Regions from separate parts of the Homo sapiens genome. Here region 1 is linked to region 2. Evidence: read pairs that join two places in POLR2A ChIA-PET (ENCODE). Cell type or tissue: PC-9. All regions are shown on one strand. Each heading gives the region's core, and the rest is flanking DNA. Links, peaks and the distances in the headings are about the cores only.

The links. Peaks named below come from ENCODE experiments on the same cell type or tissue, not always from the same donor. Only the 100,000 strongest peaks of a DNase experiment are listed, where the experiment ranks them.
Region 1: POLR2A ChIA-PET joins it to region 2 with 10 read pairs; 3 of 35 experiments call an interaction of 5 or more read pairs at or near these places.

Annotation. Positions count from the first base shown.
Region 1 is chr17:6,548,895-6,555,502 of GRCh38, reverse strand. All of the region lies in intron 1 of PITPNM3 (PITPNM family member 3), which reads left to right. Among named protein-coding and RNA genes, the nearest start is that of PITPNM3, 4.4 kb to the left of the region's middle. RefSeq lists enhancers at 37-683, 5,863-6,581. In PC-9, for the core only: no CTCF peak of the experiment used is centred there; DNase peaks (open chromatin) are centred at 3,022, 3,452 and 3,942; H3K4me3 peaks cover 1,006 bases; H3K27ac peaks cover 2,755 bases.
Region 2 is chr17:6,614,771-6,619,770 of GRCh38, reverse strand. All of the region lies in intron 7 of KIAA0753, which reads left to right. Among named protein-coding and RNA genes, the nearest start is that of KIAA0753, 23 kb to the left of the region's middle. In PC-9, for the core only: no CTCF peak of the experiment used is centred there; no DNase peak of the experiment used is centred there; H3K27ac peaks cover 797 bases.

The DNA of each region.
Region 1 (6,608 bases), core at 808-5,807, 65 kb after region 2:
AAGCCTGGTCTCGGCAGTGCCTCTTGTGAGGCTGGCGTGTGAGAATCTACCATGAACTCACACCCAACCCGTGACGTTGGCTGGTGCCATGCCGTCCCCCAGGACCGGGCGCGACAGTGAAGGAATGGGTGTGAATACCATCGGGCTGTGTGTCAATCCACCCCCAAGCCCGAAAGCTGCCCGGGACCCTGGGCTGCGGACCCGTCTCCCTGTGCAGGCACTGAGCCTGTAAGATTTAGGTGCCTGAGAATGCACTCCCGTTCTGTCCCCAAGGAGTCCTGTCGGGGTGGGGCCGGTTGTGTGAGGCACAGCCAGTATGGAACACAGCTAAACAGCCTTCTCACTCCCCTCCCTTTTCCCCTCCTGAGGGAGGCACTGTGAGATGACACCAAGGAAGCTGAAAAAGGCTTCTTGCCTCCCTCTTTCCTCCACCGTGCCTGGGTCCTCACCCACCCCGACTCCTTAAAATGGCCTGTGGCAGGGCGTGTGTCCCATCTGCTGCCCTACCCTGTGTGTGTGTGAGTGTGTGTGTGCACTGGGACGCCTTGAGCACAGGTCACCTGCCAGGGCACTGTCATCGCAACGGCAGTGAACATTTGCTGCTTGTTCTATGTATTAGGCAGAGTGCTAAGCTCTTTACTGTACCGTGATCCTGGGAGGGAGGAAATGCGACTCTCCCACTTTTAAAACATCTAGAAACAGATACTCAGAGAAATAGCAGCCTCAAGGTGGCTTAGAGGGTCTGGGCAGAGCCTGGACTCACAGCCAGGTCTATTGGACTCGAAGGACTCTCTCTGTCACTGCCCTGATAGGTCACCCCCTTACCAAATGGGGGTGCCAGTCTCAGTCCCTCTGCCTTAGCCTGTGGGTCCTTTGGTCCCTGGGCTGAGAGTCTGTGGGAATTTGTTCCAGTGACAGGTGGAAAAACTGCCCTGCTCTGAGCATCAATGCCTTGTGCTGTTCTAACATTTTGGTTTTTTTCTGCTGCAATTTCACGCTTGGCCCTTTCCCTCGAGGCAACACAGATTCCCCGTGTCTGTAGATCCAGTGCCTGGGCTCCTGCCCCCCACACTCAGCAGTCATCCCAAGGAGTCTGGTTACCTCTCCCTTCTCAGCTCAGCTCTCCCAGGCTCCTCTGCATTTTGTAAATGTCCCTTCTCTCCTTTTTTTTTTTTTTTTTTTTTGAGATGGAGTCTCGGTCTGTCTCCCAGGCTGGAGGGCATGGCTTGATCTCGGCTCACTGCAACCTCCGCCTCCTGGGCTGAGGCGATTCTCCTGCCTCAGCCTCCCAAGTAACTGGGACTACAGATACATACCACCACATCCAGCTAATTTTTGTATTTTTAGTAGAGACGAAGGTTTCATCATGTTGGCCAGGCTGGTTTTGAACTCCTGACCTCAAATGATCTGCCTGCCTCAGCCTCCCAAAGTGATGGGATTACAGGTGTGAGGCACTGCGCCTGGTCTCCCTTCTCTTCTTGATGCTCATAAGCCTACTGAATCAAAAACAACACACAGTAATGTGTGTATGAGAATCACATATTCCTCATTGGCAACATCTGTGAAGAATAGATTGGTGAGCTTCAGAACAGAGGGAGCCCTTGGAGATCAGGAACCCATCTCTTTCTTCACAGCTGGGGAAACTGAGGCCCAAGGAGAACATAGAGAGCGGGGTGGCTGTTCAGTACCACCTGCCTCGGATGGGCAGACTGATGGGCAGGAATGATCAGGCCTTCACTCTGGCGGGGTGGGGCGGCGGGGGGTGACACAGGAACAAAGGGCTGCTGAAGGCCAGGAGTGGAGGCTGTGGCACCCGGCCTGTGAATGAGGGGTCTGCACCATGACCTGTGAGATGTTCCCTTTAAAATCTGGCCAGTAGATCACCCACGGAGAGAAAAGGCAGAGCTTTGGGCCCCAGGGCTGCCATGGTACCTGACTTTAGGTCATCACGTGTGGTCTAGTGAATAATACCCCTGGAGTTGTGCAGTGCACAGCCTGAGCAGCAGGTCATGGCTGTGCCAGATTTGTGGCATGGCTTGTGTCGGACAAGAGCTAAAAGGAGGCAGTGAAAGGACTCTTACACTGCCAGGAGAATCCAGGTACAAGAGAAATTGTTATCGGGGCCCAGAGAGGATGAGATAGATCTTCAGAAGGTGAATCCAGATGGGTTATTACCAGTTCTCAATCTCTAGGGGAGATTTCAGTTACACAGAAAGGCATCATTTATGGTGGCCCCAGTCTAACCAGCAACAGGGAGGTGGGGGCAGGGGTGGGGAGGATTCAGAAGCTCTGAGTAGGAGGGACAATTTACAGTACAGAGCTCCCCACGGAGCAGAGAGGCCAGTGAGTGGCTTGAGACAGACAGTGAAGGCTGGGTTTCTCTGGGAGATGGGCCCTAAAGGCTGGCACAGTTTGTATAGAAAGGTGGCCAGGGGCTCGGTGCGGTGGTTCGTGCCTGTAATCCCAGCACTTTGGGACGCCGAGGCGGGCAGATCACGAGGTCAGGAGATCGAGACCATCCTGGCTAACACGGTGAAACCCCGTCTCTACTAAAAATACAAAAACAAAATTAGCCAGGCGTGATGGTGGGCGCCTGTAGTCCCAGCTTCTTGAGAGGCTGAGGCGAGAGAATGGCATGAACCCAGGAGTCAGAGCTTGCAGTGAGCCGAGATCGTGCCGTTGCACTCCAGCCTGGGCTACAGAGCGAGACTCCGTCTCAAAAAAAAAAAAAAAAAAAAAAGAAAAAGAAAGGTGGCCAGGGGCCGGCTTCCAGGTGGGGGTAGTGGCTTGAACAAAGGCTAGGAGGATGGAAAGGAAGAGGCACATGTGTAAGTGTGGGAGGACTGCTATGGGTAGGGGTGGAAGGTGGGTAGGAAGTGCCCAAAAGTAAAGAAACCTGGCTGGAGCGGAAGAATGCAGAGGGCTAAAAGGAACTCCAAAGAGCATGAAGACAGGAGTGCCGGGGTAAGACTTGGCACTGTGTTTCGACAGATCCCTCTGGCTGGGACGCCAGGGCTCCTGGGAAGCTGGAGAGAGGCCAGCCTGGTGGAGCTGCCTTTGTTGGGAAGGGTTGATTCTGACTCCTGCCAGCCACACTGCCCCTCCCTTCCTGTCTACCTCCCTGTGCCCCTCCCTCTGCACCCCAACAGGCTGCCCCTCTCTCCCACTGAGAGAATGAGGGTAGGGGGTGGGGGCCAGGTCCCCAGGTTAGGCAGGAGCAGAGTGAACAGCCTAGAGGGTCTTGGCACCTCTCAGGCTGGGGCAGGAATATCTGCAGAGACAGAGCCGAGGCCACAGGGTTGGGCCTCCCAGGCTGGAGGAACCAGTTTATTCTCCTCTCAGGTGTTAGCCTCTGCTCTGAGGGGTGTAGCTGGCAGGCTTCCATGTGGCAAACCTAGTAATTTGAGTCAGTAAAGTACTGATCCTACGGTGTTAGGATGGGAGGGAACATTTCGATACTCATGTTCCAAGTCCTCGTTAACAATGGGTCGCTGAGGGCCCGTGAGAGGTAGGTATTTGGCCAACGTCACAGAAGAAGGTGACGGCAGAGCCTGGGTTTCCAGAGTTTGGACCTTGCTCTGCTGAGTCAGCCTCCTTTGGGGTCCTCCTGGAGTGGGGCGTGTGCTCTCACATCCTCCCAAAGCGAGACTTCTCCTGGGCCCCTTACTCTGTGGCTCCCAGGGGCAGTGACTAGTGGCTGGATCACTCAGAGGAGGAAACATCTGGAAGCTTGGAAAGGGGACTAGCGCAGATTAAAAAAAAAAAAATTTTTTTAATACTTTTTTTTTCATAACGATGGGGGTCTCATTACGTTGCCCAGGCTGGTCTCAAACTCTGGGCCTCAAGTAATCCTTCCTGCTTTGGCTTCCCAAAGTACTGGAATTACAGGCATGAGCCATCATACCTGGACAACGCTGGGATTCTTAAATCTTTGGGGAGGTGCCAGAGGATTTGAGGCATGACTCTGAGAAACTCCCAGCCCTAGGGCACCGATTACTCTACTGTGTATCTTGGGACGGGCATTGCATCCTGCAAGGAGATGGTAAACTCACTTTCTTTGGTCCCCAATGGGAAGGTTATGGTCAAATATGGTCAAATCAGACACCAGTGTCCAGACTCCAGGCTTTTCTTTTTTTTTTTTGAGATGGAGTCTCGCTCTGTCGCCGAAGCTGGAGTGCAGTGGCGCGATCTCAGCTCAGCTCACGGCAAGCTCCACCTCCCGGGTTCACGCCATTCTCCCGCCTCAGCCTCCTGAGTAGCTGGGACTACAGGTGACTGCCACCATGCCCGGCTAATTTTTTGTATTTTTAGTAGACACGGGGTTTCACCGTGTTAGCCAGGATGGTCTCAATCTCCTGACCTCGTGATCCGCCTGCCTTGGCCTCCCAAAGTGCTGGGATTACAGGTGTGAGCCACCGTGCCTGGCCAGACTCCAGGCTTTTCAAAAGCTTTCCCGCAGTCTGGGGTGTGCTGGAACTTGGATGGCCTCACGTTCCTATGCAAATACGCCGACCTCTGTGAAATCACCTATCCCAGCAGCAGACCTGGCAGGTCCCAGCCTGAGACGTTTGTTGCCGCTCAGTTCTGGCTGTGGTGTCCTTGTTTGAGCCAAGGATGGTGCAGCTCAAACAGAGAGGTTCCACCTCAAGCCTGTGACCCTGGGCCTGGAACCCCTTATCCCCCATTTGAGGCCTCTGTGACTTGACCTGTGTTTGGAAGTCCAGTGTGGCAGGACACAGAATACGAGGACATGGCTGGACAGTGTCCCTGCCCCAGCCACTTGCCTGGGCCATGTCTGGGTCAGATTGGCCAGAAGCTGTGATGTTTTCTCACATACATCTTCATATGTTATGAGACTTCATGGCTGGAGGTGGCCTGGTTCTCCTGTTCTACCTGTTAAGCAGGTTGGGAGACAGAGACCAGACCCTTTCAGTCAAGGGTCCCTCTTTGAGATCCGGCATCCTTTCCCCTTTCAAGGACAGAGTGTGAACTTTCAGAGACCATGGAGGCTTTAGGGACTGGGGACTTCCTGGTAGGACCCAGCTGCCTTCCAGGAATTCTGAGATCCTAGGATCGGGAGTTCGCATGCTGGGACCCATTTGGCTCAGATCCTATAGCAGCTCTCAGCATGCTTTTCTGTCCAATGGCTCAACAGCATCTCTGAGGTAGAGCCAATGTTATTCCCATTTTATGAATGAGACACTGAGGCCCAGTAGGGTTAAATATCTAGGGCTAGAATCACACATAAAGTTAGAGGCAAAGCTGGGATTAGAGCTTATGTCTCTTCTACTGTTGGAGTCAATATTCCTGGGAGCTAACTTGTCTAACGAAGGAGAGCCCTGGCTTTGGCACTGGTTGACCTTGAACTGCCCTCTTTGGGCCTCAGTTTCCTTATCTGTAAAAGTGAAAGGGAAGAGTTTGAGGGTCAGGATGAGCTTCAGGCTCTTTCCAGCTCCAACACTGCTCTCTCCTTTTTGGAGAGAGCCTCCCTGGCTGTGGGTTTTACTGTGTCCTGAAGAGGCCTTGCCCCCTCTCAACTCTGACCTTGCATTGATCCTCCCAGACTTGAGGGTCAGTCATTCCATGGGGAGCTGAGGACGTGGACGTGGAGAGCACGTGCCTCCTGGCAGGCCATCACCAGGTCTGCAGCCAGGAGCCCGGAAGGGGGTGGCCAGGGTCCCCAGGGGAAGGGCTCGGTGTGGGAGGGGGGAGGAGAGAATGCATAACAAATGAGTTTGGAAATCAAATGAGATCTGAGCTCCCCACCCACTCCCTCAAATCTCTCTCCACTCTCTCTCTTTTAAAATTCCTGTTTTCTAAAGAGAAAGAAAATGCTAAATTGCACCCCCTTTTGCAAATGGAATAGGAGGCTTAGTGAGTCACTCCGGAGGTAAATGCCACCTCCAGGGTCCCACGTGTGCCTGTGGAGGCCTGCACAGCTGTGTGGCCACCAGCCCCCACAGGGTGCGTGTGTGGCAAGGGTAGACAGGGGGCAGAAGCCTCCTCTGTCCATGACTCTGGGGTGGGAGCTGGGTCCCAGCACTGGGGCCCCACACAGCCAACCTGCTTCCTCCAGGCTCTCCTAGGGCTGGATTTGTGAGGCTCACACGTTCATGGGGCCACAGCTCAGATTGGGCCAGGCTGGAAGCCTGTGTGGTCACTGTCAGTGCTTGATTTGAGGCTAGAGATGGGGTGCAGAGTGTGGCATGTTGGGGTTCAGTCTGTGGCTGGAGTTGGCACAGTGTGAGTGAATTTGGGGCTCCATGGGGTGTAGTCCGTGTGGCCAGGGCTGGCAAGGGGCTGCGGGGGGTTGCATCTGCCTCTGGAAAGCAGGAGTCTCAGGTTTTGTGAAGCTGCTCTCTCTAGGTGTCCTGGAGAAGCTCTTCTCCAGGGCTGGTGAGCAGGACAGCTTGGAGTGAACCACCTACCAGGGGAAGGTTCCTGGGGGTGTTGGGAGCCTCATCTCTCTTTGGGAGGGTCAGCCTGTTTATTACAAGACCTGGGACATGGGAGGCCAGAGAGGAGGTGTTCCTCTTCCCAGATGACCCATTCTTCTGGAAGGAGGGGAAGTAACCGTCTGTTAGCTGGTAGCAGGGATGCCAAACAAG
Region 2 (5,000 bases), core at 1-5,000:
GTTTTTTTTCTTTTTTCTTTTTTTAAATTAAAGTAGAACATACAAGTTGGGTGTGGTGGCTCACGCCTGTAAACCCAGAACTTTGGAAGGCCAAGGCAGGTGTATTGCTTGAGCCCAGGGGTTTGGGACCAGCCTGGGCAACATAAGTAGACTCTGTCTCTACAAAAAATGCAAAAAGTAGCCGGGAGTGGTGGCTCATGCCTGTGATCCCAGCTACTTGGAAGGCTGAGGCAGGAGGATCACTTGAGCCTGGGAGATGGAGGTGGCAGTGAGGTGAAATTGCACCACTGCACTCCAGCCTGGGTGACAGAGTGAACCCTTGATTTAAAAAAAAAAAGTAGAACTTACAGATAGAAAAGTACACAAAATAATATAGATTTATAGCTGAATTAATTACCAGAAAACAAAAACATCTGTATAACTACTATCCAGGTCAAGGAATAGAATATTACCGGCATCTAAGAAATTACCCCCTTGAGTTACCCCTTCCAATGTTTATCTTCTTCATCTTCCCCAGATTATTCTGATTTTTTTTTTTTCTTGAAGTGGAATCTCGCTCCGTTGTCCAGGCTGGAGTGCAGTGATGTGATCTCGGCTCACTGCAACCTCTGCCTCCCAGGTTTAAGCAATTCTCCTGCCTCAGCCTCTTGAGTAGCTGGGATTACAGGTGCGTGCCACCACGCCCAGCTAATTTTTGTATTTTTAGTAGAGACGGGGTTTCACCACGTTGGCCAGGCTGGTCTTGAACTCCTGACCTCAAGTGATCCACCTGTCTTAGCCTTCCGAAGTGCTGGGATTACAGGCATGAGCCACAGCGCCTGGCCTATTATTGGAGTTTTTAATTGTTTTAAGAGTTCTATATTCAATCTACTTACATTTAATGAGATTAATGACATATTTGAACTTTTTTCTACCTGATTTTGTTTTTCATTTGCCGAAGTTTTTTTCTTTGTTGTAATTTACTACATTAATCAATATTTTATTTCTTTTTTTCTCATTGATTTGAAAGTTATATATATCAGTCCAGAATTCAGTTGATTTATTTCTCAATCTGCCACTATTCTGTGGAACCTTAATAGTTTAGTGTTCCACTTCTACTACAAGTGTAACTGTAAGAGACAGAAAAACCAAACTGTTTTTCCTACGTAAGACTCTCAATACTTCACCTCTGACACCAAATGTGTGGGTTTTTGCCACACCAAACAATTCTCCAGGGGACACCAACTGGGTATCCTGTAATTCAACTCAATTCTGACACTATCTCCCTGGAATTAGAGTCAGATACCACGGGTTAAGTTTCAGTCCCATAAGAGACCCCAGCTTCAGACACCAGTCACAAGTCCCAGGTTGTGACCTATGCTTCTGAGCGACAGGCTATAAAATTGGGGTTCCCTTGACCCCCTCCTGGGGTTTGCTAGGATGGCTCACAGAACTTTGAGAAACACTTTACTTATGTTTACCCATTTATCATAAAGGGTGTTATAGAAGATACAGATGAACAACCAGATGGAAGAGATGCGTAGGACAAATTATAATATGTGGAAGGGCACAGAGCTTCCATGCCCTCTCCAGGGGAGCCACCTTCCAGGAACCCCCACATGTTCACCATCCTGGGAGCTCCCCAAACCCTGTAGTTGTGGGATTTTTTTTTTCTTTTTTTCTTTTTTTGAGACCGAGTCTCGCTCTCGTTGCCCAGGCTGGAGTTCAGTGGCGTGATCTTGGCTCACTGCAACCTCCGCCTCCCAGGTTCAAGTGATTCTCCTGCCTCAGCCTCCTGAGTAGCTGGGATTACAGGCATGCACCACCTTGCCCAGCTAATTTTGTATTTTTAGTAGAGATGGGGTTTCTCCATGTTGGTCAGGCTGGTCTTGAACTCCCAACCTCAGGTGATCCGCCTGCCTTGGCCTCCCAGAGTGTTGGGATTACAGGCGTGAGCCACTGCACCCAGCTAGTTCCAGAATTTTTACGGAGGCTTCATCGCATAGGCATGATCGATGACGAACTCAGTCTCCAGCCCCTCTCCACTTCCTGGAGGATGGAGGATGGGAGTGGGAGTTCCAAGCTTCTAATCATGGCATGGTCTTTCTGGTGACCAGCTCCCATCCAGGAGTCCTCCAAGAGTCACCTTATTAGAGAAAAAACAAAACAAAATGCTTCCTTAGGAAATTCCAAGGGATAAGAGCTCTGTGTCAGGAACTGGGGTTAAAGACCAAATATTAGGAAAAAAGATGAACCTAGCACCCCTAGTGCTTGGGAAATTAGAAGGGTTTTAGGAGCTCTGGGCCAGAAACTGGGCTAGAGACCAGATGTATATTTTTTATTATATTACAATAAAAACCTAATTTATTCATTTACTGTTAGATATTTATTCACTTTAATGGGATGTTCGCTCTCCTTCATTGGTAGGCAGGTAGAAGTAATATAGTATCTTCCTTCTAATTAGAAGTCTGCCTTTGCCAGCCTTTCCCTTGAGGGTGGGTGTCACATTTATTTGTCCTTATATCCTCTATGATGAGCCCAGCATCTGCCACACAGTTAGGCACTTAAGTGCTTGTTGAAAGACTCTGTGAAGAAGTGTAATTGAATAAGAAAAGATCTCTGAGCAGCAAATCACAGTAACTTGAGTTCTGGGTGCTAGGGAGCTCATTTTGATAGACTGGAGGAAATGGAGAGAGCATTCCAGGCCTGCACACAGAGAAGTGTTTGCTAAATGAGGTAGAAGATTTGAGGTGCCCATCAGCTGACTAGTGAAAAATGGACACCAGTGTCAGAGAGAAGCTGGAAAACCTGCTAACCTAAAACTCATTACAGGAACAAATGTAGGAAAGCTGGGAGGCAAAGGGGGGAAACTTGGACCAAGGAGACCTAGATTTTAGTCCCACCTCTGCCAGTTTGTGAATCTGGGTTGACTTAATCTGTCTGAATCTTATTTATTTATTTATTTTGAGACGTAGTCTTGCTTTGTCGCCCAGGCTGGAGTGCAGTGGCACGATCTCAGCTCACTGCAACCCCCGCCTCCTGAGTTCAAGCGATTCTCCTGCCTCAGCCTCCCAAATAGCTGGGATTACAGGCATGTGCCACCCTGCCCAGCTAATTTTTTGTACTTTTAGTAGAGATAGGATTTTACCATGTTGGTTGGTCGGGTCTCGAACTCCTGACCTCAGGTGATCCACCTGTCTTGGCCTCCCAAAGTGCTGGGATTACAGGTGTGAGCCACCTCGCCCAGCCTGAATCTTAAGTTTTTTATCTGTAAAATGGGAAGGATAGTCTTTGTGTTTTGTGACTGACTTAGTTGTTGTAAGTGGCAAATTATCTAATTGCTAACTGCTGTAAAAATGTAAGGTGGCATTTTTAGTTCTTAATAATAGCACCAAGTTATTAAGAAAAGGCTAGATTGTGTTAGGCATATTCTAACTAAGAAAACAAATCTTTGGTGGCTATTTTAAAAGTAGTTTTACATGGCCATAGAGAAGTAAACTTAAGTTCTCTGGAAAATGTATTTATGGGGAACAGCTCCATGGGCCCTGACAAGGCAGAATGAATGGGACTCGCCTGGGACCGAAAGCCAGAAGACTTGGCTCTGCCACTCTTTGGGAACCTTGAGTAAAACACTTAAGATTATGGTAGCCCTCTTAGTTTTATTTTATATTTGTTGTTTTTTCTTGTCCTTATCTGGATTTCAGAAGGTTACATTTTCCTGTTTCTGTTTTAGGTATCACTCTACCCTATTCTTCCATTCTGATTTCCTAAGGTCTCCTCTTCCCCACCCACCCCTGAAAAAATACTCTAGGGAGCCACTTGGATGGAAAACCCTCCCTGTGTACTCTTCATTTGGAATATACTCCTGAGCCTGATTTGATCAGCTGTCTTGTGATTTACATAATAGTTGGCTGGTGCAGTTTTTTTGCAGCTTCTGAACTGTTCTTAAATTGGTTGATTGCATTAGTGTAACTTGTCAGCAATGAGGGTGGTGGCTCCCTTCCCACCACCAGCAGTGTCCTCAAACTCACTCCTGAAACATGCTGTTTTATGCAAATCATTACTAGAAAGGTAACAGGACTTACAGTCAGAGTTGCTTTGATGTATATAAGCTTGGGAGTTAAATAAATTACAGACTGAGGATTTAGGTTTTTTTTTTTTTTTTTTTTTTTTTTTTGAGACGGAGTCTCGCTCTGTTGCCCAGGCTGGAGTGTAATGGCATGATCTCAGCTCACTGCCAGCTACGCCTCGCGGGTTCACACCATTCTCCTGCCTCAGCCTCCCGAGTAGCTGGGACTACAGGCACCTGCCAACATGCCTTATTAAGTGGAGCACTTTTACCTTTTCACTTAAAGGGGACATTTTCCAGCTTCTTCAGCATATCTGAATCGCCAGCATCACTGTAGTTGCTCTTTGAGGCCATTACGAAGTCAAGTTCAAGGTTACTTGAACACAAGCAGTTTGATACGAGACAGTTGCTGTGATCACCAAGACAGCTACTAGGTGACTAACAGGCAGGGAGCGTCTACAGCATGGATACACATTTTAAAACTTATGGGCCAGGCGCAGTGGCTCACGCCTGTAATCCCAGCATTTTGGGAGGCTGAGGTGGGTGGATCACCTGAGGTCAGGAGTTGGAGACGAGACTGACCAATATGGTGAAACCTCATCTCTACTGAAAAATACAAAAATTAGCCAGGCGTGGTGGCACACACCTGTAATCCCAGCACTTTGGGAGGCCGAGGCTGGTGGATCACTTGAGGTCAGGAGTTTGAGACCAGCCTGGCCAACATGGTGAAACCCCGTCTCTACTAAAAATACAAAAATTAGCTGGGCGTGGTGGCACATGCCTGTAATCCCGGCTGCTCAGGAGGCTGAGGCAGGAGAATCTCTTGAACCTGGGAAGCGGAGGTTGCAGTGAGCCGAGATCACACTACTGCACTCCAGGCTGGACAACAGAGCAAGACTCCGTCTCAAAAATAAAATAAAACTTATGAATTGTTTATTTCTGGAATTTCCCA